Regions from separate parts of the Homo sapiens genome. Here region 1 is linked to region 2. Evidence: read pairs that join two places in POLR2A ChIA-PET (ENCODE). Cell type or tissue: A673. All regions are shown on one strand. Each heading gives the region's core, and the rest is flanking DNA. Links, peaks and the distances in the headings are about the cores only.

Evidence for each region. ChIA-PET counts read pairs that join two places held together with the same protein. Peaks named below come from ENCODE experiments on the same cell type or tissue, not always from the same donor. Only the 100,000 strongest peaks of a DNase experiment are listed, where the experiment ranks them.
Region 1: POLR2A ChIA-PET joins it to region 2 with 22 read pairs; 21 of 35 experiments call an interaction of 5 or more read pairs at or near these places.

Annotation. Positions count from the first base shown.
Region 1 is chr12:123,221,371-123,232,336 of GRCh38, forward strand. MPHOSPH9 (M-phase phosphoprotein 9) reads right to left here. Exons shown (of 24, transcript NM_022782.4): 2 at 8,891-9,152; 3 at 6,093-6,246; 4 at 1,668-1,757; 5 at 2-525. The coding sequence starts at 8,994. Among named protein-coding and RNA genes, the nearest start is that of MPHOSPH9, 6.3 kb to the right of the region's middle. RefSeq lists enhancers at 2,105-2,174, 2,235-2,324. In A673, for the core only: no CTCF peak of the experiment used is centred there; a DNase peak (open chromatin) is centred at 6,381; H3K4me3 peaks cover 1,748 bases; H3K27ac peaks cover 3,013 bases.
Region 2 is chr12:123,133,605-123,144,570 of GRCh38, forward strand. The region is part of intron 1 of PITPNM2 (phosphatidylinositol transfer protein membrane associated 2); the gene reads right to left. Among named protein-coding and RNA genes, the nearest start is that of PITPNM2, 12 kb to the right of the region's middle. In A673, for the core only: no CTCF peak of the experiment used is centred there; no DNase peak of the experiment used is centred there.

The DNA of each region.
Region 1 (10,966 bases), core at 1,808-9,807, 88 kb after region 2:
CCTATTTGTTTTCCCACTGTATACTTCAGAAACCTTATTTTCACCAAGAAAATTATGTTCAAATTCACCAGGAGAAATGGATACATCTTCCTTTAAAGACACATGACACTCTTCAGGAGTCTGTATATAAAAATTCTCATTTTTCACACCATCTACAAGTGACTCAGCCGGCACCGCAGGTGCTACATACTGTCCTTTGGGAACATCTATGTGCTCCATGAACTCCTTAGGGTCTTTAGATTTGTACAGATTTAATTCTGAGATACAAAAGGTGCCATATCCACTGCTTACTGAGCAACTATCCACATTGCAGTCTGGTTGTGACGTGGACATTTCTTGCTGTATTTCAGGTTCTGTGGATTCAGGATAATGGATAACAGATTCATTTCTCTCACTGCTTAGAGAAAAAAAACCCATTTGACTTTCCGAAGATACTTGTTTGTTTGAAGAATTTCCTTCACAGGAAGCTAAGGAAGCACTACTAGTCTGTAATTTGACTAAATTTTTTATCTCCTCCTGTATATGCTGGAAATAAAAAGTTATAGATTTGGGTAAGAAAGTATATTAAACATCATATTTTTATGACTGTTACAAGAATATCATGTTTCAAAATATGATGAGATATTATTCTAAAGATAATGTGATACTTTATCTTTAGTTTATAAACAAAATTGAGGCTGGTGGCCAGGCACAGTGGCTCACGCCTGTAATCCCAGCACTTTGGGAGGCCGAGGTGGGCAGATCACAAGGTCAGGAGCTCAAGACCAGCTTGGCCAACACGGTGAAACTCTGACTCTACTAAAAATTAGCCAGACACGGTGGTGCGCATCTGTAATTCCAGCTACTCAGGAGTCTGAGGCAGGAGAATTTCTTGAACCCAGGAGGCAGAGGTTGCAGTCAGCTAAAATCATGTCACTGCACGCCAGCCTGGGTGACAGAGTGAGACCTTGTCTCAAAAAAAAAAAAAAAAATTGATATAACGTATTGTTTTTTCTTACAAATATAAAAAAGGATGCTGGGTGTGGTGGCTCACGCCTGTAATCCCAGCACTTTGGGAGGCCAAGGCGGGCAGATCAAGAGGTCAGGAGTCCCAGACCAGCCTGGCCAACATGGTTGGTACTAAAAATACAAAAATTAGCCAGGTATGGTGGCACACACCTGTATTCCCAGCTACTCAGGAGGCTGGAGCAGGAGAATTGCTTGAACCTGGGAGGCGGAGTTTGCAGTGAGCCAAGACCGTGCCATTGCACTCCAGCCTGGGCAACAGAGTGAGACTCCATCTCAAAAAAAAATAAATGAAAATAAAAGTAAAAAAGGGCTGGGCAGGAGGCCGAGGTGGGTGGATCACCTGAGGTCAGGAGTTTGAGACCAGCCTAGTGAACATGGCAAAACCCGTCTCTACTAAAAATACCAAAATTAGCTGGGCGTGTTGGCAGGTGCCTGTAATCTCAGCTACTCGGGAGGCTGAGGTAGAAGAATGGCTTGAACCCAGGAGGCAGAGGTTGTAGTGAGCTGAGATCAAGCCACTGCACTCCAACCTGGGCAACAAGAGTGAGACTCCATTTCTATATATGTGTGTGTGTATATATATATGTGTGTGTGTGTGTGTGTATATGTACGTATGTATATGTATATAAAAAAAGGAATCAATGTAAATGGTAACTTACTTGAATTTGGTTGTGGAACTGCTCCTGCTGGGCAACTATCTGTTCTTGGCATTGTTTTTCCACCAAATTGAATAGCTGTAACCACCTGGTCTATTAAATTATAAAATATTTTAGTTAAAAATAATTTTTTGACTTAACATTTCACAGAACAATTCCTCCAGTGTAAAAGAGCCCTTTTTAGGTCATGATCCATCCCAAATCCCAAGAGCCATCAGCACTCTCATAGCTAGAGTATGCTGGCGCGCCACACCAAGAGAGCAGGGAGTTCTACAGAAGGCTACGTTCAGCCTCAAGGCTGGGAAACTTTCAGCCACAGACCACATGCAGCAATATACAACATCAGGAAGTGGCTATGAAAACTAACTGCCTGCGTAAAGCCTTTCAGCATCTTTCCACTCCTAAGCTCTCCTTAGACGGCTCTGCACTGTCTGTCTCCTACGCACCTCTCCACTTCATCCCAGCCCTCTGTCCTTTGCTGACTACGCACCTGCCTCACGGGCATCCTCTGTTCGTGAGCATGCCAAAATTGTCTCCCACCTCACAGCTGAGCACCTGATGTGCCCATCACCTCGCGAGCTCTTGCACAGCTCTCACCATGACTGCTGTCTTCCCACCCTGCAATTTCAGCCTAATTGTCATCTTCTCAAACCATCCTAACAGTTCCTTTCTTTCTTGTCATCCTATTTATTTCCTTCATAGTATTTGCCACATCAGAAAGTCTCTTAAATGTTCACTTTGTGAACTCTGTCTCCTACCCCTGCCCCACTCTAACTCCAAGCTCTCCACTAAAAACTCGTGGGGTCCTGGACAAATTAATTTGTACCTCAGTTTCCTACTTTATAAAATGGGAATAATAATATCTCATAGATGGCTAAAAGGATTAAGTTTTATTTATTTATTTATTTTTTTTTTTGAGACGGAGTCTCTCGTTCTCTCACCCAGGCTGGAGTGCAGTGGCATGATCTGGGCTCACTGCAACCTCCGCCTCCCGTGTTCAAGCAATTCTCATGCCTCAGCCTCCCAAGTAGCTGAGATTACAGACATGTGTCACCATGTTCGGCTAATTGCTAATTTATATATATATATATACACATTTTTTTTTTTTTTTTTTTTTGGAGACAGAGTCTTGCTCTGTCGCCCAGACTGGAGTGCAGTGGCATGATCTCGGCTCACTGCAAGCTCTGCCTCCTGGGTTCACGCCATTCTCCTGCCTCAGCCCCCAAGTAGCTGGGACTACAGGCACCCGCCACCACACCCGGCTAATTTTTTTGTATTTTTAGTGGAGACGGGGTTTCACCATGTTAGCCAGGATGGTCTCAATCTCCTGACCTCATGATCCGCCTGCCTCGGCCTCCCAAAGTGCTGGGATTACAGGCGTGAGCCACTGCACCCAGCCGAATTTTCATATTTTTTAGTAGAGACATGGTTTCACCATGTTGGCCAGGCTGTTCTCGAACTCCTGACCTCAAGTGATCCACCCGCCTCGGTCTCCCAAAGTGCTGGGATTACAGGCCTAAGTTTTAAATTTAAATATGATGCAGTGATCTCAATGGGGAAGGAACTCCATGTTGGAAATCTGTGAGGTCACGGTCATGACAAAGCTGGGGGGACATCACTGGCATTTAGTGGGCAGGGTCCAGGCATGCGGATCATAGGGCAGTCCCCCATGATGAAGAATTGTCCTGTGTCCATTTTATGTTATAAAACAATAAATATTTCGCACAGTATTCATAACATCAAAACAAACTTAAGTTTCAAAATCTCATGAGAAGTTGGTCACCCTTTCAGAAAAGCATGTCACCAGTGGAGGTGCTGTACACAATACCTGGATCATCAACACACCATAGCTATATTGATCTGTGTTCAGCTGCTGAATTCACAGTGAGTACATACAGGTAAACATGACTACTTCATTATGTCTTCTAATGAACATGTGCCTGACATGGATATATCCAAATACATGTTATTTTACTGTAAATTTTTTATTTCTCCTTTATGTCACATTTAGGATAGTATATTGATTTTTTAAAGCGGGTAAAGGTAGGTTATATTACCTATGAATTTCATTTCAGGATAATATAAATTGATGTTATTTTGAAAGCTGTTATAAAAACAGAGCTCAGAGGCTGGGCACAGCGGCTCATGCCTGTAATTCTAGCAGTTTGGGAGGCCAAGGTGGGTGGATCATTTGAGTTCATGAGTTCAAGACTAACCTGGGCAACATAGCAAAACCTTGTCTCAACAAAAAATGCAAAAATTAGCTGGGCATGGTGGTGTGCACCTGTAGTCCCAGCTACTTGGGAAGCTGAGGTGGGAGGATGGCTTGAGCCCAAGAGGTTGAAGGTACAGTGAACAGAGATTGTGCCACTGTACTCCAGCCTGGATGACAGAATGAGACCCTATTTCAAAAAAAAAAAAAAAAAGAAAGAAAGAAAAGAGAGAGAATGAAAGAGGAGAAAAAGAAACAAAGAAAAGGAAGGAAGGAAGAAAGGAAGGGAGGGAGGGAGGGGGTGGGAGGGAGGGGAGAGGAGAGGTGGGGCAGGGAATATATTCTGATTCTGACTTAAGATGCTAATGTCAAAAAAAAAAGGTTGATTTCTAATTATCAAAAGTAACAATTTCTAGTTAAACACAAATTTTCCAGAAGTTAAAATACATTGTGGCAATGCCTCCTTTGTCCTAAAGCATGTTAATTCAGTTATCAAAAGCTAATAAGGGCTAGCCACGGTGGCTCATGCCTGTAATCCCAGCACTTTGGGAAGCCAAATCAGGCAGATTACCTGAGGTCAGGAGTTCGAGACCAGCCTGGCCAACATGGCTAAACCCCTTCTCTACTAAAAATACAAGAATTAGCTGGGCATGGTGGCGCTCGCCTGTGATCTCAGCTACTCGGGAGACTGAGGCAGGAGAATCACTTGAACCTGGGAGGCAGTGGTGGCAGTGAGCCGAGATCGCACCATAGCACTCCAGCCTGGGCAACAGAGCAAGACTCTGTCTCAAAAACAAACAAACAAATAAACAAAAAGCTTATGAGTAGATACATTAAGGGAAGCATTTAATATACTTAATAAAACATTCCATTTTTAATTGCATTTGCATGGGCATTTTTAAAGGTCTTTCACGTTAGTGCATACTGATTATTATATGCAAACAAGCATAAAGTATAAAAACTGAAAACTCAATTTTTTAAGCATATAATAATACTTTTTTATAATTTCAATAATTATGGATAATGGATATAAATAATTACACTTAGCAGTTGCTGCTATCGAATTCTTAAACCAGGTAATCTTTCATTTCGCTTACTCTACATTCTGAAAAATAACACAAATTATGCTTCTAAAAGTACAATTAACGTTTAAAACAAGATCTAGTGCTTTCTAAGAATTAATAATGGTTTAAACATTTCTATAAAAAACTATCAAATCCAGCCTTAGGAAAGTCTATCTTGAGCATTATCCTATGAAATAAAATTTATATATACTTTTTTTTTTTTTTACTGAGGGGGTCTTGCTATGTTGCCCAAGCAGGTCACAAACTCTGGGCACAAGCTATCCACCTCTGCCTCAAGTGCTGGGATTACAGGTTCTCTTTTTTTATATATAGAGAGAGACAGGGTCTCAGTCTGTCACCCAGGCTGGAGTGTAGTGCTGTGATCATAGCTCACTGCAACCCTGACTTCCTGGGTTGAAGTGATCCTCCCACATCAGCCTCCCAAGTAGCTAGGACTACAGACACCGTGCCACCATGACCAGCTAATTTATTTATGTATTTATATTTGTAGAGACAGGGTCTCGCTATCTTGCCCAGGCTAGTCTCAAACTCCTGGCCTCAACCAAACCTCCCACCTTGGCCGCCTAAAGTGCTGGGATTACAGGCGTGAGCCACTGTGCTCGGCCATGTAAGTATTCTTTTAACTGTTACATTTTTATATCACAATTTAACCTATGAACCAAAGAAAGAACCACTGATCTGAAAACAATATAATGCAATGTATCACAGCTGAATATGGTAAGGTACTAAATAGAAGCTTCAATTTATAATTAGAACATTGAAAATATTTCAAAGTGGATTTAGGTTTTTCAAAATGATGACAATTCCATATAAGTTACTGACAACATTACAATTAGTAACAATTTTAATAATTTTGGGATTCTCAGGTCTCTGAACCAAGACAATGTTTTAGTTCATATTTAATATACAAATTAGTATGTCTAATCAGTAATATATTGTTAAAAAATACTTTTGATCACCTTTTTCCCATTCATTCAATATCATTCCCAAATTAATATACTTGACCACTTTAGCATTAACTTAAAAGTGTCATGCTCTTCAGGACATAAATTTCTAATAATTTAGAGTTTAGTAGAGGTATGTTTTAACATAATTATTTTAAAATTCCAAAAATAAAACAAAATTAGATACCTCACAGTTTTTCCAAAGTTCCGAATCAGTCTTTCCACTGTTTTGTAGCTCTTGCATTAAAGAAGTTAGGACTTCAACTGTACCTTGAATTACAGATGGTCTGGTCTTCCCTGAGAAAGAGGATACCCCATTTGTACTAAGGTGGGGACTACTTCTGTTGAAACATAAATAATTCAAATGGTTTTCTTCATTCTATCAAAGTGTTGAATAATTCAGCAGTTCAAGATTTAGCAGAGCAGTACAAAACCACTGACATTTAATCCTTCTAATGGCACCTCATTTGTTCAAAATCTGATCACAAGTTGCTCCACAAAAGGAAACGGCCAGTAAAAAGACCGCACTGTACTCTTTTTAAGAACACAACAAGAAGACCTTCTCCAGAAGTGAGAGAACACTCCAAAGGATCGGCAGAAAATAGAAAAAGTCTGTGCTAAACAATAAGATTAATTTCCAGCTTCTCTGATCTCAGCTATTCCAGAGGATTATTTCCCCCAACTTTCAGAACAGCCCTTCATTGTGCAGTGGGGATTCTTTCCCCACTGCCCCAAATGACAGTCAAATCTTGTTCACTGGACACCCTTAATTTGGTACGATAAGCTGATGCTTATCTCTGCACTATCTCTGCATAAAAGTTGTGCCAAGCAAATCAGCAGCAAATATTCAGGACTTATTTAGCCTACTCAGTGTGTAAAACAGCACTGAGTTTTTCCAGGAGTACTGCTTTTCCAAACTTCAGGTAAGTTATTTCGGATTTGTTTTATAAACACACAATATATTTCAGGACATTAAAATGTACTTAAAATCTAGTCACCAAAAGATCATTTTAATTTATTTACTGCTTGATATCCTGCTTTCTTTCACAAATAATTTGTTTAAAAAAATAAATAAAAATAACAATAAAATAATAGTTAGGACCAGTGAAAATATTACTAAAAATTCAAAGGAGGCCAGGCGCAGTGGCTCACGCCTGTAATCCCAGCACTTTGGGAGGCCAAGGCGGGCGGATCACCAGGTCAGGAGATCAAGACTGTCCTGGCCAACATGGTGAAACACCATCTCTACTAAAATACAAAAAATTAGCCGGGTGTGGTAGTGCGTGCCTGTAGTCCCAGCCAATCAGGAGGCTGAGGCAGGGGAATCCCTTGAACCCAGGACACGGAGATCGCAATGAGCTGAGATGGCACCACTGCACCCCAGCCTAGTGACAGAGCAAGACTCCGTCAAAAAAAAAAATTCAAAGGAAAGAATATATGTTATCAGTAAAGGATTTTACATAGCTGTAATAATCAAGTTTAAATGTGGCCAATTTAACTGCCAGTCACAATGAAAAGGAAGACAAGTTTAATTGCCTAATTTTCACTAGCAAGGCACAGTTAGCTTCCTCCAGCCAAATCAAACACTGTTCTAACAGGAATATCTTCTAGAAGTGTACTTTAAAGGGACCACCAAGTAATACAAGAACCAAAATGCGTGGCCAACTTTCTGCAAGTGCATACAGATTACTGTAGGACCATTTCCTGTGCCTTTTAAAATTTCCTTTTCTCGTTTTATTTCACATATTCCTTTGTTTTTTACAACTCCCCACCCCCATTGTTTTATATACCCATGTAAGCTGCCTTAAATTCCTCCTGAAAAGGGCAGAGAATTAACAACTTTTAAAGTAATGTATTTATTTATAATACACAATTTCTTCAAGACCTACCGTGTTTAAAGCTCCTTGCCCCTTTACCAGTAAGGCCCCAAAACCGCTGTTTTCCTTCCTTGTACCCGCTCTTTATAGATGCTCTCCTCTCTTACAGTCCTTGCCTCTTTGCTGTTTCTACACTACTATAAATTTAGAAACCCAATAACCAAGCTTGTCAGACTATGTGCAAATTGAAAGTAAACAGGCTCTGATGAAAAACAAACCATGATCTGTGTTAAGACCATTAAAAAATAAAAAACCAATCACAGGATAGCTTAAAAATAAAATGCATTTTAAAAAATTAATAAAATGCATAAAACACACTTTGATAACATCTATTTAGTCCACTATTTTGTCTACTTAGAGTCTGTTATTGTCTTAACTTCCTAATACTCAACTTTAACTGCTACTTCCCACATTGGTGAAGTATTTCTGCAACATAAAACATCAATTGTCCCAATCATTTAAAAATGTAGAAATAATATTTAGGCAACTAAATGTTAAAGATATGCTTGTAATTTACCAAAAACAAACAAAAAAGTATAAAGGAAAGTAAAACAAGCAAAACAAGTTCTTTTTCAGAATGCTTTCCATGCAAAAGTACATATCTCTGAGAGAAATGAGAAACATGAAAAGACCAAACCTATTCCTGACTTAAACATCTGTCCCCGAACATTTTTTTTTTTTTTTTTTGAGACAGAGTGTCGCTCTGTCGCCCAGGCTGGAGTGCAGTGGCGCAATCTTGGCTCATTGCAACCTCTGCCTCCCAGGTTCCAGCAATTCTCCTGCCTCAGCCTCCTGAGTAGCTGGGACTACAGGCGCGTGCCACCACACCTGGCTAATTTTTGTATTTTTAGTAGAGACGAGGCTTCACCATGTTAGCCAGGCTGGTCTCCAACTCCTGGCCTCAGGTGATCCACCCGCCTCAGCCTACCAAGGTGCTGGGATTACAGGCATGAGCCACCGCGCCCAGCCTCCCTGAACATTCTTGATGATAGGTTAAAAAATAATAATAATTCAAATCAGTAACTATGACACTATTTGGATAAGTTGATAAACGTATGCAAATAAGGTTATTCTGATTTGGTACATTTTTTTTAAATCCCATTCTTACCTATCAGTATTTAAGTTCAGTCCAAGAGAATGAAGAGAATTTTCATCAGATCCTACAGAAGATGAAGTTTTGTGTAAGGTTTTCACCAAGTCAAACTCTTCCATAGTGTACAGAAATTGTTATATTCTCTTATTGGAAAATAAAGGTTCTTGGGCTGTTTGAGAAAAATGAATCCGTGTCATCTTCAGAGGCTTCATCATCTACTGGCATTTTCAGTGGCTAACATTCAGAACTGTGAAATATCCTAAACTTCCAAGAGAGTCTGAAAATGAATGGGGGAAAAAAATACTACTATAAAAAGCCACCAAAGCTAGCAACTGTTTTTACATAACTTTGGAAACCTTAACTGCTTTCATACAGATCTCCATTAAGGATAGCAACAGTATTCATAATAATCAAAATGTAGAAACCACCCAAATGTCCATCAATGGATAAATGGATAAACGAATGAAGCATATTCATAGAACAGGATAGGATTCAGCCATAAAAAGACACATGCTACAACATACATGAACACTGAAGATACTATGCTAAGTAAAAAAAGCCAGTCACAAAAGACCACAGACTATATGATTTCATTGATATGAAATATCTTGAATGGGCAAATTCATAGACAAATGGCTGCCAGGAGCTGGGGAAGGAGAGAATGTGAGTGAGTGCAGCTGGTATGGAGTTTCTTTTTGGGGTGATAAAAAATTCTGGAATTAGATAGTGGTGATGGCTGCACAACCTTGTGAACTAAAAACCACTGAATTGTACACTTGTAAAAGACTGAATTTTATGGTATGTGAATTATGTATCTCAATTAAAAATCTACATTAAGGATTATTTGCAAAAGTAGCATCACCTTTTTCAGGTAATATTTCAGATTTTTATATGTTTAATAATCAAGGTTCTTTTTTTTAGAGACAGCATCTTGCTATGTTGCCCAGGCTGGTCTACAACTCCTGGCCTCAAGTGCTCAGCCTCCCGAGCAGCTGGGATTATAGCGCAAACCATTTTGCCAGGCTTTACAATGAAAGTTCTAGATATAATTCTATTATGTAACAATTGGAATACTTGCATGCCTTGTTCATTTGTTTAATAAATTCTACCAAGTATATATGTTTGTTGACTTATACAGAGACAAGAAGAACTGAACTACTTAATATTTAATTTGTATTAAAAAGAGCCAATTAAACTGTTAACAACCATAGCTTCCCCATTGTCTGGAAGTACATTTTGAACTATATATATGGTCTTTTGTCTCTGTGCAGCTATTCTTAGAAAATAAACCACTGGGCACACTGGAGCCTGCCTGCAGCTACTGGGAGCATGTCCCAGCTACTCTGGAGGCTGAGGTGGGAGGATCACTTCAGCCCAGGAGTTCAAGACTGCAGTGAGCTATGATCCTGCCACTGCACTCCAGCTTGGGCAACAGACCAAGACCCCATCTCTTAAAAAATAAAAATAAAAATAAAAAAATTATTTGCCAGGCCAACTAAAATTTCAGTGAAGCTGGATATATACCATGGCAAATTGGCTGTAACAGGTCAAACAAGATGCCTCCTTCCTGGGGAATTCATGCACTTATAAAAGAGCAAGGGAGCAAGAGGAAAAAGGAGAAAGAAAGAAAACTTCAGCTGCTTACAAACTGAAAAGCTTAGAGAGTGCAACAGGAATATTATCTAGTATTCCGCTTCTGCTAGATTCCCACTTTCTAGGGCCTGCTTTTATAAAGCATTACACAAAAACAGGGACCATTTCCTTCAGGGACAGGAGTGAATGCAAAGGGTAACCGGACCTAACTAAATGGACTTTTCCCCAGTGGCTCAGCCCATCACCCACGACAAATGGGGCATTGAAACAGTCAAGGACTGCCCCTTCCAACTGGCAACAGAAATACCTGGATTCCAATCACCATGCTATTACACCAGGAAAACACAAGCTCTCCAGGGAGATGAACCTGCAACCCCATCTATTATTTCCCCTGCTAAGGTAATCCGGATCCGGATGCAGATCCAGATGGAAAACCACTAGAAATTCAAAGATGCTTCTCCATTTGGGGTGGAGGTGCTGGGGGGAGGGCAGGGAAGT
Region 2 (10,966 bases), core at 1,111-9,110:
CTCCCTTGATAAATCTTCCATGATAATGTTTGGAAAGGACTAGAATACTTTTCCCTTCAACCTCCTCCTCTTTCCCTGCCTTCAAATGGAGAATCCAAAATACAGGAAAAAGTAGAAACATGAGGAATGTGGAAAAAATATCCAGATGAACTACCGAAGGCAATCTTAGCATCACAATTATTAATGAACACACACACACACACACACACAGACACACACACGCTCCTCCCTCACTGTACACGAAAAAGTTTGCTCAAATCTCTATGTCCCCAGATCCATGTTGGCCAGACTAATCTTGAACTCCTGACCTCAGGTGATACGCCCACCTTGGCCTCCCAAGTGCTGAGATTACAGGCGTGAGCCACCGCATCCGGCCCCAGCCTCATTACTCTGAAAAACATAGAGACTGAGGGATAGGCAAAGATTTCAACAATATAAGGAATATCTCCAACCAGGAGCTACTTTATCCATTTTTTTTTTAGATCGAGTCTCGCTCTGTTGCCCAGGCTGGAGTGCAGAGGCGTGATCTTGGCTCACTGCAACCTCCGCCTCTGGTTCAAGCTATTCTCCTGCCTCAGTCTCCCAAGTAGCTGGGACTACAGACGCGTGCCACCACGCCCACCTAATTTTTTGTATTTTTAGTAGAGACAGGGTTTTACCATGTTAGCCAAGATGGTCGCGATCTTCTGACCTTGCGATCTGCCCACCTTGGCCTCCCAAAGTGCTGGGGTCTGCCAAGCCCGGTGACCACCCCTGAGCCATATGACCAGGTAAGAGCACACCCAGGACATTGGTGATGTGATGGAAACCACCACTCCACACCTCCTGCAAGAGTCTGCGGCGGTGTCACCCACAGGGTCCTGGACAAATGGGCTTCGCATGAGTCAGTGCCAGGAAGCCCTCCAGGCACAACCGTTCTTGCACACACAAATGCCTCCTTCAAACCAGGCTGCAGGGAGGCTCCTCTCAAGCCTTGAAAACATGAAGTGTTCCTTCTTGGGTGCGCCCAGGACAGGTTTTCCCACTTACAAGGGAAAAAAAAAAGGTTTTACAAAATGCTTAGATTCCAAGGTTAAGTAGGCTTTTGAGCCTACTTAACTCCAAAAGCCTATTTAACTCCAAAATAGGCCCGTTGTGTGGTGAACTGTCAAAAGCAGCACTTTAACATAAAGCTCAGGGCCAGGTGGCCTAAATTTGAATCTGTTAGCCATGGGACCTTGAGGAAATAAGGCCTCTGCGGGACTCAGTTTTCTCATCTGTACAACAGAGCTGACTACAGAGGGTTGTTGTGGGATGAAGTGAGGCTCTGATATTCAGTAAGTTCCCCAACAAGCACAGGTGCTGTAGCTGGTGGGCCTAGCAGGAGAAAGCTCAGAAATTCAGCTGCACGATAGATCATGTTTTGTTGGTGGGCTAGCCTGGGAACCTAACCATGTGGACAGACATTCTCATGGAAAGCAGCCTTTCGCAGTGCCCACTCTGTGTCAGCTGGAAACGCCCCACACCAGCCAGCACTTTACACATGCTGAATTAAATGTGGCCACACCCAGTCTAGGAGACCACAAAGGCAGAAGTCAAGCAAAGACGTCCAGGGTGAAGGTGGGATCCTTCCCGGTGGCAGGAACAAACCTGCAGCCTATAGGTAGGTTCAGGTTCCATTTTTTTAAAAAAGCAAAAATAAAACATGTTTATAGCTAGGAATAATGTACTTTCATTTTAAATATTTTTAAACCATTTGACGTTTTAAAAATTTTACTGTGATAACCATAGTAACATATGACCCCCCCCCTTAACAAAACTTAAGTGTAAAATATGTTATTGTTGACTATAAGTACAATGTTGTATAGCAGATCTCTAGAGCTTATTCATCTCACTTGACTAAAACATTATGCCTGTAGATTACTAACTCCCCATTGCTTCCTCCCCTCAGACCTGGCAACCACCATTCCACTCTCTGAGTCTATGAATTTGACTACTCTAGGTACCTTGTATAAGTGAGATCATGCAGTATTTGCGTTTCTGTGACTGTTCTATTTCATGTAACATAATGTCCTAAACGTTCATCCATGTTATTCCACGTGGCAGGATTTCCCTTTTTGTTTGGTTTTTTAGAGACGGCGTCTCGCTACGCTGCCCAGGCTGGAGTGCAGTAGCTATTAACAGGCGAGATCATAGCACACCATAGCCCCAAACTCCTGAGCTCAAGTGATCCTCCCAAGTAGCTGCAACTGCAAGCCCGTGCCACCCTACCCATTTTGGGATTTCCTTCTTTTTCATGGCTGAATAATATTTTGTTGAATGTATATACCACATTTTCTTTACCCATTCATCAGTTGATGGACATTTTTTAATTATTTGGTTTTTTAATTTATCTTTGTTAATTTCCCATGAACATACATTACTTAAAATTTTTTTGGCCAGGCGCAGTGGCTCACCCCTGTAATCCCAGCACTTTTGGGAGGCTGAGGCAGGTGGATCACGAGGTCAGGAGATCAAGAAGATCCTGGCTAACTTGGTGAAACCCTGTCTCTACTAAAAATACAAAAAATTAGCCAGGTGTGGTGGCAGTTACCTGTAGTCCCAGCTACTTGGGAGGTTAAGGCAGGAGAACGGCGTGAACCCAGGAGGCAGAGCTTGCAGTGAGCCGAGATCGCACCACTGCACTCCAGCCTGGGCAACAGAGCGAGACTCTGTCTCAAAAAAAAAAAATTAAACTCATTTATCAAAACCAGAAAAAATAACAAAAAATAGAAATTTAACTTGGTGTTAAAGAAAAGGGCCTCCTTCTTGTTCTTTCTGACTCCCCCTCAGTCTCAATCCCTGTGGCCTTCAATAAATCAACCCCTCGGCCTCAGCTTATCTTCCATGTAATCTAGAACACAGCTCACAAGATTAAGAGTATGATTATTTACCATATTACAGCTAATTCACAAATGGCCTTAAAATTCTCAAAGCATGTTGAATGCAACTCCTCCTTAGTCACCCAGCCCTAAGTTAATAATTAAGCACTTGGCCAGGCATGGTGGCTCACACCTGTAATCCCAGCATTTTGGGAGGCTGAGGTGGGTGGATCACGAGGTCAGGAGATTGACACCATCCTGGCTAATGCAGTGAAACCCCGTCTCTACTAAAAATACAAAAAATTAGCCAGGCATGGTGGCAGGCGCCTGTAGTCCCAGCTATTCAGGAGGCTGAGGCAGAAGAATCGCTTGAACTCAGGAGGCAGGGATTGCAGTGAGCCGAGATTGTGCCACTGCACTCTGGCCAGATAGAGCGAGACTCCGTCTCAAAAAAAATAATAATAATAATTAAGCCCCCTTAATTGGTGAATATGGAAATGTACAGAACAGCGTCATAGGCACCACAGCACACAAAATTGACCCTGGCCTGATAATGGATTTCCTAAGTCACTTGCTCATGGAGCACTTCCACATCGAAAGTTAATTAGCCTAATGAGGGCAAGTGTGACTTCGTGAATGCCAGACTGACTTTCCGCTCTGAGCCAGCCACCCAGGCGGCTGCCCATGTCATCCTCCTGGATTCATTTCCTGGAGCACCAAAGAGGCGGACCAAGGGGACAGAACTACAGGAGGCTATGTGTCTCGTGCCTTCCCTACCACTATCTGTTAGGAGTCAGCACACATTCTGAAGGCCACCAAGAGCCAGGACACATACCTGCCACCTTTTCCTGGAGCTGGCCCCAGAACCTCTTCAGGAAAGGGGGCCCTCTGGCAGATAGAATCACAGGTGAGCCCCTCTGGCTCCTTCCAGATCATGGAAGGCCGAGGTGGGCAGAAGAAGGCTGTGCCCTACCAACCCTCATACTCATGACTGATGAATACCTGCTCTGTGCCTGACCAGGACAACAGCAGCTCATGAGTGTACTTGACAGCTCATAAAGCCACCCTCCCAGCCAGTCTCTCTGAATCCACACAGCAGCCTTGAGGGACCACTGCTACTGTTACCAGGTGGGTATTGGAACCAAGGCACAGAAAGGTGCTCTCGTGGCTGGGTGCAGTAGCTCACACCTATCATCCCAGCACTTTGGGAGGCCGAGACAGGCGGATCACTTGAGGCCAGGAGTTTAAGACCAGCCTGGCCAACAAAGTGAAACCCCATCTCTACTAAAAATACAAAAATTAGCGGGACGTGGTGGTGCGTGTCTGTAGTGCCAGCTACTCAGGAGGCTGAGGCAGGAGAATCACTTGAACCCGGGAGATGGAGGCTGCAGTGAGCCAAGATCACACCACTGTACTCCAGCCTGGGTGACAGAGCGAGATTCTGTCTCAAAAAAAAAAAAAAAGAAGAAGAAGAAGAAAGCAAAACAAAAGAAAGATGCAACTGTCAGTGGTCACTTACCTTGGAAATGGGACAACTGATGTCTCTGGGTCCCTAAACCCTCCTAGTTCAGTTGTCTTTTGTTGTTCCTCATCCAGAGGCAAACCAAAGTCAAAATTTCACTAGCCCAGAAACATCTAAACGTCTATCAATGGATGAATGAAGAAAGAAAATGTGGTGTATGCCTACAATGAACCATTAGTCAGTCTTAAAAAGAAAAGACGGCCGGTGCAATGGTTCACGCCTGTAATCCCAACACTTTGGGAGGCTGAGGTGGGTGGATCGCTTGAGCTCAGGAGTTCAAGACCAGCCTGGGCAACATGGCAAAACCCCATCTCTGCAAAAAAATACAAAAATTATCCAGACATGGTGGTGCGTGCCTGTAGTCCCAGCTACTCGGGAGGCTGAGGCAAGAGGATCACTTGAGCCCAGGAGTTCGAGGCTGCAGTAAGCTGTGTTGGTGTCACTGCACAAGCAACAGAGAGAGACCCTGTTTCAAAAATAAAAATGTTTAAAATGGTAAATGTTATATTATGTATATTTTACCACAAAAAAAGGAATGAAGTACTGATCCATGATACAACATGGTTGAACCTTGAAAACACTATGTTATGTGAAAGAAACCAGACACAAAAGGCCATACATTATATGATTCCATTTAATATAAATATGAAATGTTCAGAACAGGTAAATCAATAGAAACAGAAAGTAGATGAGTTGTTGCCAGGGGGCTGGGAGAGGGAAGAATGGGGAGTGACTGCCAATGGGTGTAGGGTCTCCTTCTGGAGTGATGAAAGTGTTCTGGAATTCGATAGAGCCAGTGAGTGCACACTGCTGTGAATATACTATATAACACTGAATTATATACTTTAAAAATCCTTTCAATTTTATAAAATTAAATTTTAATTTTACAGGCTGGGCACAGTGATTCACACCTGTAATCCCAGCACTTTGAGAGGCCCAGGCAGGAGGATCACTTGAAGCCAGGAGTTCAAGACCAGCCTGGGCAACATAGCAAGACCCTGTCTCTACAAAAAATTAGGCAATTAGCCAGGCACTGTGATGCACGCCTGTAGTCCCAGCTACTTGGGAGGCTGAGGCAGGAGGATCCCTTGAGCCCAGGAGGTTGAGGTTGCAGTGAGCTACGATTGTGCTACTGCACCCCAACCTGGGAGAGAGTGAGATCCTGTCTCAAAAATAAATAAATAAATAATTAAAATGGTTAATTTCATATCATGTGTAAATTCACCTCAGTTTTTAAAAACAGACAATCGTTGGCCAGGCACGGTGGCTCACACCTGTAATCCCAGCACTTTGGGAGGCCGAGGCAGGCGGATCACAAGGTCAGGAGATGGAGACCATCCTGGCTAACACAGTGAAACCCTGTCTCTACTAAAAACACAAAAAAATTAGCTGGGTGTGGTGGCGGGCGCCTGTAGTCCCAGCTACTCAGGAGGCTGAGGCAGAAGAATGGCATGAACCCGGGAGGCGGAGCTTGCAATGAGGCGAGATCGTGCCACTGCACTCCAGCCTGGGCGACAATGAGAGATTACCTCTCAAAAAAAAAAAAAAACAACAGACAACTGCACATCTCTGCCTTCTTTCCTGCTCTGTCCAAAGCCTCACCTGGTGCCTCTCTTTTTCCACTGGGCTTCCAGAGACCCTTCCTGTCCTCTCCCACACACCACATCTGCTGGAATCTACTGCATTTTCTCTCTGCATCTGAGGCCTTAACATGGCCAGAAGCTTAGAATCTTTCTGGGTTATTCTAAGCACCTAGGCAAGACTATAGTGAGAGTAGGAATAAACTGGCAATCCACCACCTGGAGAGAAGGGAGGCCCAGCCCTGAGACCTCATTGTTTGCTTTCTGGGGAATCCCTGTCCATCCCAGAGGCCAAGTAGTCCACTTCTACTTTTCCAGGTATGACTTATTATCACCCCTTCCCCACAGACCACCTCCCCCAAGTTTTCTTTCATCCAGAGATTTAATTAAATCCCTCTTTCAAATTTAGAACCAAGTTAGGCAACCTGAGGAAACCTAAAAAGGGATAACTCAGTGTCCCCTGGCACCCCACAGGCTGGCTGGGACACCCAGGTCCTGGGAGCTAAATCAAGAGGACAGCAACGCAGGTCTGACTCTAGATGGTCTGAGAAGTTCAAGGGATGTGTCTCTATCTAGATCAAGAACCAGGTTCAGCTGCTCTGAACATGCCCCCTTAGGCCCCCGGGGAACGCAGGCCCTATAACTCCTGCTAAGGGGACCTGAGTCAGAGGTTCCCACACTGGGACCACCTGCATCACCTCTTAATCCTCTTAGCCCAGTGGCCACAGGCCCTTCTGCTCCTTCAGCCCAGAACAGCCCAGAGACAGCAAGGAAAGTGGGCACCCCCAGAGGACACAGCCACCAGTTCCAGCCTCCTCCTCCCCAACCTGGCTTCCTGTTGCCCTATTCATGAGGTCAGCTCTGGGCCCCTGCTCCTTCTTTAATGAGTCAGAGAACAAGGAAAAGAGCAAAAATGAGCAGGCTCAGGGAAAGATGGAGACTAAGCTGGCTCTGGCTGGAGGTGAGCGAGGCCCCTCCTCCAGGACAAGCCGCTAGGAACTGTGCTCTTTTTAAAAAAATCCCCTGCCCCACCCCCTAACAGAAAGGAGGCCATAAACAGGGATCTGCTTGACCAGCTGTCACCCAGCCAGTCTGAACGTTGTTCTCCCTTAAAGGGAGAAAAAGGCACTGACTCTCAAGTAAGACTCCTAAACCCCCCAGGACCACACCCCAGAGGCCTAGCTAGACCCCACTCCTGCTCTCTAACCTCCAGCCTACAGGTGCATGGCTGGACAACTTCACAAGTAGGTCCAAATTTGGCCTCAAAGTCACATAGACAGATGTGATCCCAGAGCATGTAATCCTGTCTTGGTGAATCTGCTCTAAGTCCATGCATCCCTTTGGCCTCTTTGAAAAGGAAAAGCTACAGAACAAACAGAAGAGGAATTCTGTTTTCCTCTTGGAAAAAAGAAAAGGGAAAAAAAAAAACCCCATACAAACCCAAATTGAAAGGTACTTTGTACTGCTTAGACTCAACTAGATCAGGAAATACTGATGGATTTTTTAAAACAACAGCACAGGCTGTGTAACAGAACATGACCAAACACAAGCATGAACATGAGGGATCAGGTCTAGAGTCCAGCCAGCAGTTAACTCCCTGTGTGGTGAGGCCTAAGTCATGACATCTCTGAGTCTTAGGGTCCCCATCTGTGAGACACAAAAAATGAAAGCACTGAGGGCCATACCATGACTTCTCTGAGCCTCAGTTTCCTCACCTGTAAAATGGGCACAGCAACATTTGTGAGAGTCCTGTGAAGCACAATGGGCAGAAGTATGCCATGCACTGCGGTGTCTTAGACAAAAGGTGGGTAAGCGGGAAAGGCCCCTCCCCTCTGCACCTCCAGCCACTGCCTCTGCAAGAACAATCCACAGACGCTGGATCACTACCATGCCACTGGGCCTGGCACCAGCAACTCAAACACAAATAGCTAAGATCCCCCCAGCCTGAGAAGCAGCTGGGATACGCCAGGGATGCCTCTGGTTTGGAGGCTTCCCTGGAGAAAGAAGAGCAGCCGTCTCCTGGAGAGGGAAGAGCAGCCGTCTCCTGGAGCAGGAATCTTAAGCACCAGAAAAGCCCATAACACAGAGTCGACGAGGCTGGGTATGGTATAGGAGCCACTGGCCTGAACCCTGCAAGCACCAGTCCTGCAGCTCCCAGGCCACCAAGACAAACCTGAGTGAGCTGCACGTCCCAGATTTTATGAGCCGGCCTCCAGCTCACTAGCTGTGTCCTTGAGTCTTAATCCCGCTCCACTGCCAACACCCCACACCCAGCCCTGTGATCTCAGGGTTTCAGGGAAATGGAAAGTCATTCCCCTTTGTGGAAAGGTCAAACCCTTGGACTCGGTTTTTTCCAGTGCTCCTTCTGGCTCTCCTATTTGTTTGATTCTAAATTCCTTTATCCCCCCTGCTGGAAAGTCAGACAGAACATTCCTCAGGAAAGAGAACTTTTAGTGGGGGTGTGGTGGGGAGGAATAATTGAAGTAAAATGAAAAATGGGTGAAATCAGGTACTATAAAATCTTGGTATTCAAAGAGTGCACGACAAATTGCACCGGTCAGCAGTCACTACCGTGAACTCACAATGCTCTGGTGAGTCACCCAAGGCTGGGAACTGAAGTCAAACTAATACTCTCTATCACAGTACAGGACAGGAGCTCAGCTGCATACTAATGGCAAGAATCCGCTAAATGCATCCCTTGCTACTCCCAGCAGCAAATGCATAAGCTATTTCACACTCAAATATAAATTAGTGAGCTATTTTCCTTGCTGGGTTAATACAAATCGTGCTCTGGACCAATTAAGTAAGCCACTTCAAAACTTTGCTTCAGCGTATTGGAAAATGTCCCGCTTAGGGGAAGAATGAAGTCTCGAGTGATGCATGCCCAACTGATGGCGAAATAGGTGAGAGTGCTTTCAGAATTCTTGAGGATTTTGTTATTAATGGTGTTTTAGTGTTGGGTTCTTAAACACATCAAACAAATTTCCTTTAAACTAGTAGTTCCTGACTGCCATGGGGAAGGCTGCAGGCCTCCCACCTCCCAGATGGTTCAACCACAATAAACGTTTGGCCTGTCAGATGCACAACACTGATGAACTAATTGAAATATGCTGCAACAAGCAAACCCAAAATAAATGTAAAATAATTGTTTCCTTACACGATAACCCGCTGAAGTGCCTCCACGTCTGGCCACCCCTGCTGATTGAATGTTCCCCCTGCTCCGTGAGCCTCACTTATGTGTGGTTTTCAAAGGATTTAAATGCTTTTTTCCAGTGTGATTACCCACATGGGAAAAATTCTAATTGCAAAAAATGTTGAGTTTTTCTCCCTCTTATGAAAAAAAAAAAAAAGCAAGTGAAAAGTCAACTGTTATAAAGTACCAAGGAAAGCACTTAAATGGGCCCTTCAGTGTGAGAGGAAGAATGTCCTCCTGTTCTCCAGAGCACCGTCGCCAAGCCAGTGTTAAGCACGCATCCACACCTGTGGGGAAGCCCTGCCTCTCAGACAACCTCACGCCACTGATGAAAGCTGGGAATAGCCACCTATTTCTACCCTGACACACCCATCCCTATCCCCCTCCCCCCTCCCTCGATCCCTCCCTCCAAGGGGCTGTCTAGAGAGACAGCAGAGGGTGGAGCCAGCAGCACCCATAACAAGCTCTCCCACTGGCTCACCACCTCATGCAGGACACTGGTGCCCAGTGAGCCCTCCCTAGGGGGCTGGGAAGCCCAAGGGCCTGATTCTAATCCCAGGAGGACAACAGAAGCAAAGTGCACAGCCCTGCTCCACAGCACAGCCTGTGAGTCAGACTTGGAAGGGAAGCCCCCCAGCTGCCAAAAGAGAAAATTCAGGCCCTCCCCAGGAGCCACCTCTCAAAAGGGGAAATAAACAGCTCTGCAGAGGAGAAACAGTAATAATCCGTATGACGTACGTACGAACTCTTAAGAGGGCACACAACAGGCAAAAGACTTGGGAAAGCTTCCTCTGAGAGAGCCCAGGCATAAGAAGGCCACAATTTGAGGCATGGGGGCCCCAGGAACCCCCCATCTTGGCCTGAAACACCTCCGTAAGAGGATTATTCCTTTGGGAGAAGGATTGGTCTCAGCTCCTAAGAAAGGCCAAGTCTATTGCAGGGCTGCCGCCAGAACCCACTGCATGAAAGTACAGGGTCCCTCCTACCTGTAGACTTGAGCAGAGAGAGATGGGCACCATTCTGCTGGCAGCAGCCCTTCTAGAAGAAGCTACAGCAGGGCTGAGGGAGGACAGCTTGTCTTTCTGTAGCACCTAAGACAAGCAAACACAAGAATCTGCCCACAGCCTCATCCCGCAGCTCCAGTCTTCATCCATTAAGTACCATCAGCATTGTGAGGTGCCCTGAGCTAGGCTGGATACACCGTGGGGGCTGACATGATGCCAAAGGTGGCAGATCCTCACTATCCATGGATTCCATATTTGTGAATTACCCTAGTCACTAAAATTTATCTGTAACCCCAAAATCAATGCTCATGGTGCTTTCAAATTCATTTTCAAATTTGTGCAAATTGGCAAAAAATTTGAGTTGCCTGATGGCACATTCCCTGCTGAGGTTGAACGAGGGGACATCCTCTATCTTCCCATCTCAGCTCTCCTAATGGAAACACGTGTCCTTTTTGTGGTCTGTGCAGTGCCACATTTTTGGCACTTGTGTGCTTTGTGTTGGTGATTTTGCTGTTTGGAATGGCCCCCAATCACAGTGCTGAGGTGCAGTCTAGTTCTTGGGTGCAAGATGATTATGATGTGCAGAGAAAATCTCTTGTGTTAGAGAAGCTTCATTCAGACATGAGTCACAGTGTTGATGGCCAGGAGTTTAATGTTAATGAATCAATGATACATATTAAATAGGGTGTCTTTTTTGTTGTTGTTTTGAGACAGAGTCTCACTCTGTCGCCAGGCCAGAGTGCAGGGGCACGATCTCGGCTCACTGCAACCTCCACCTCCTGGGTTCAAGCAATTCTCCTGCCTTAGCCTCCTGAGTAGCTGGGATT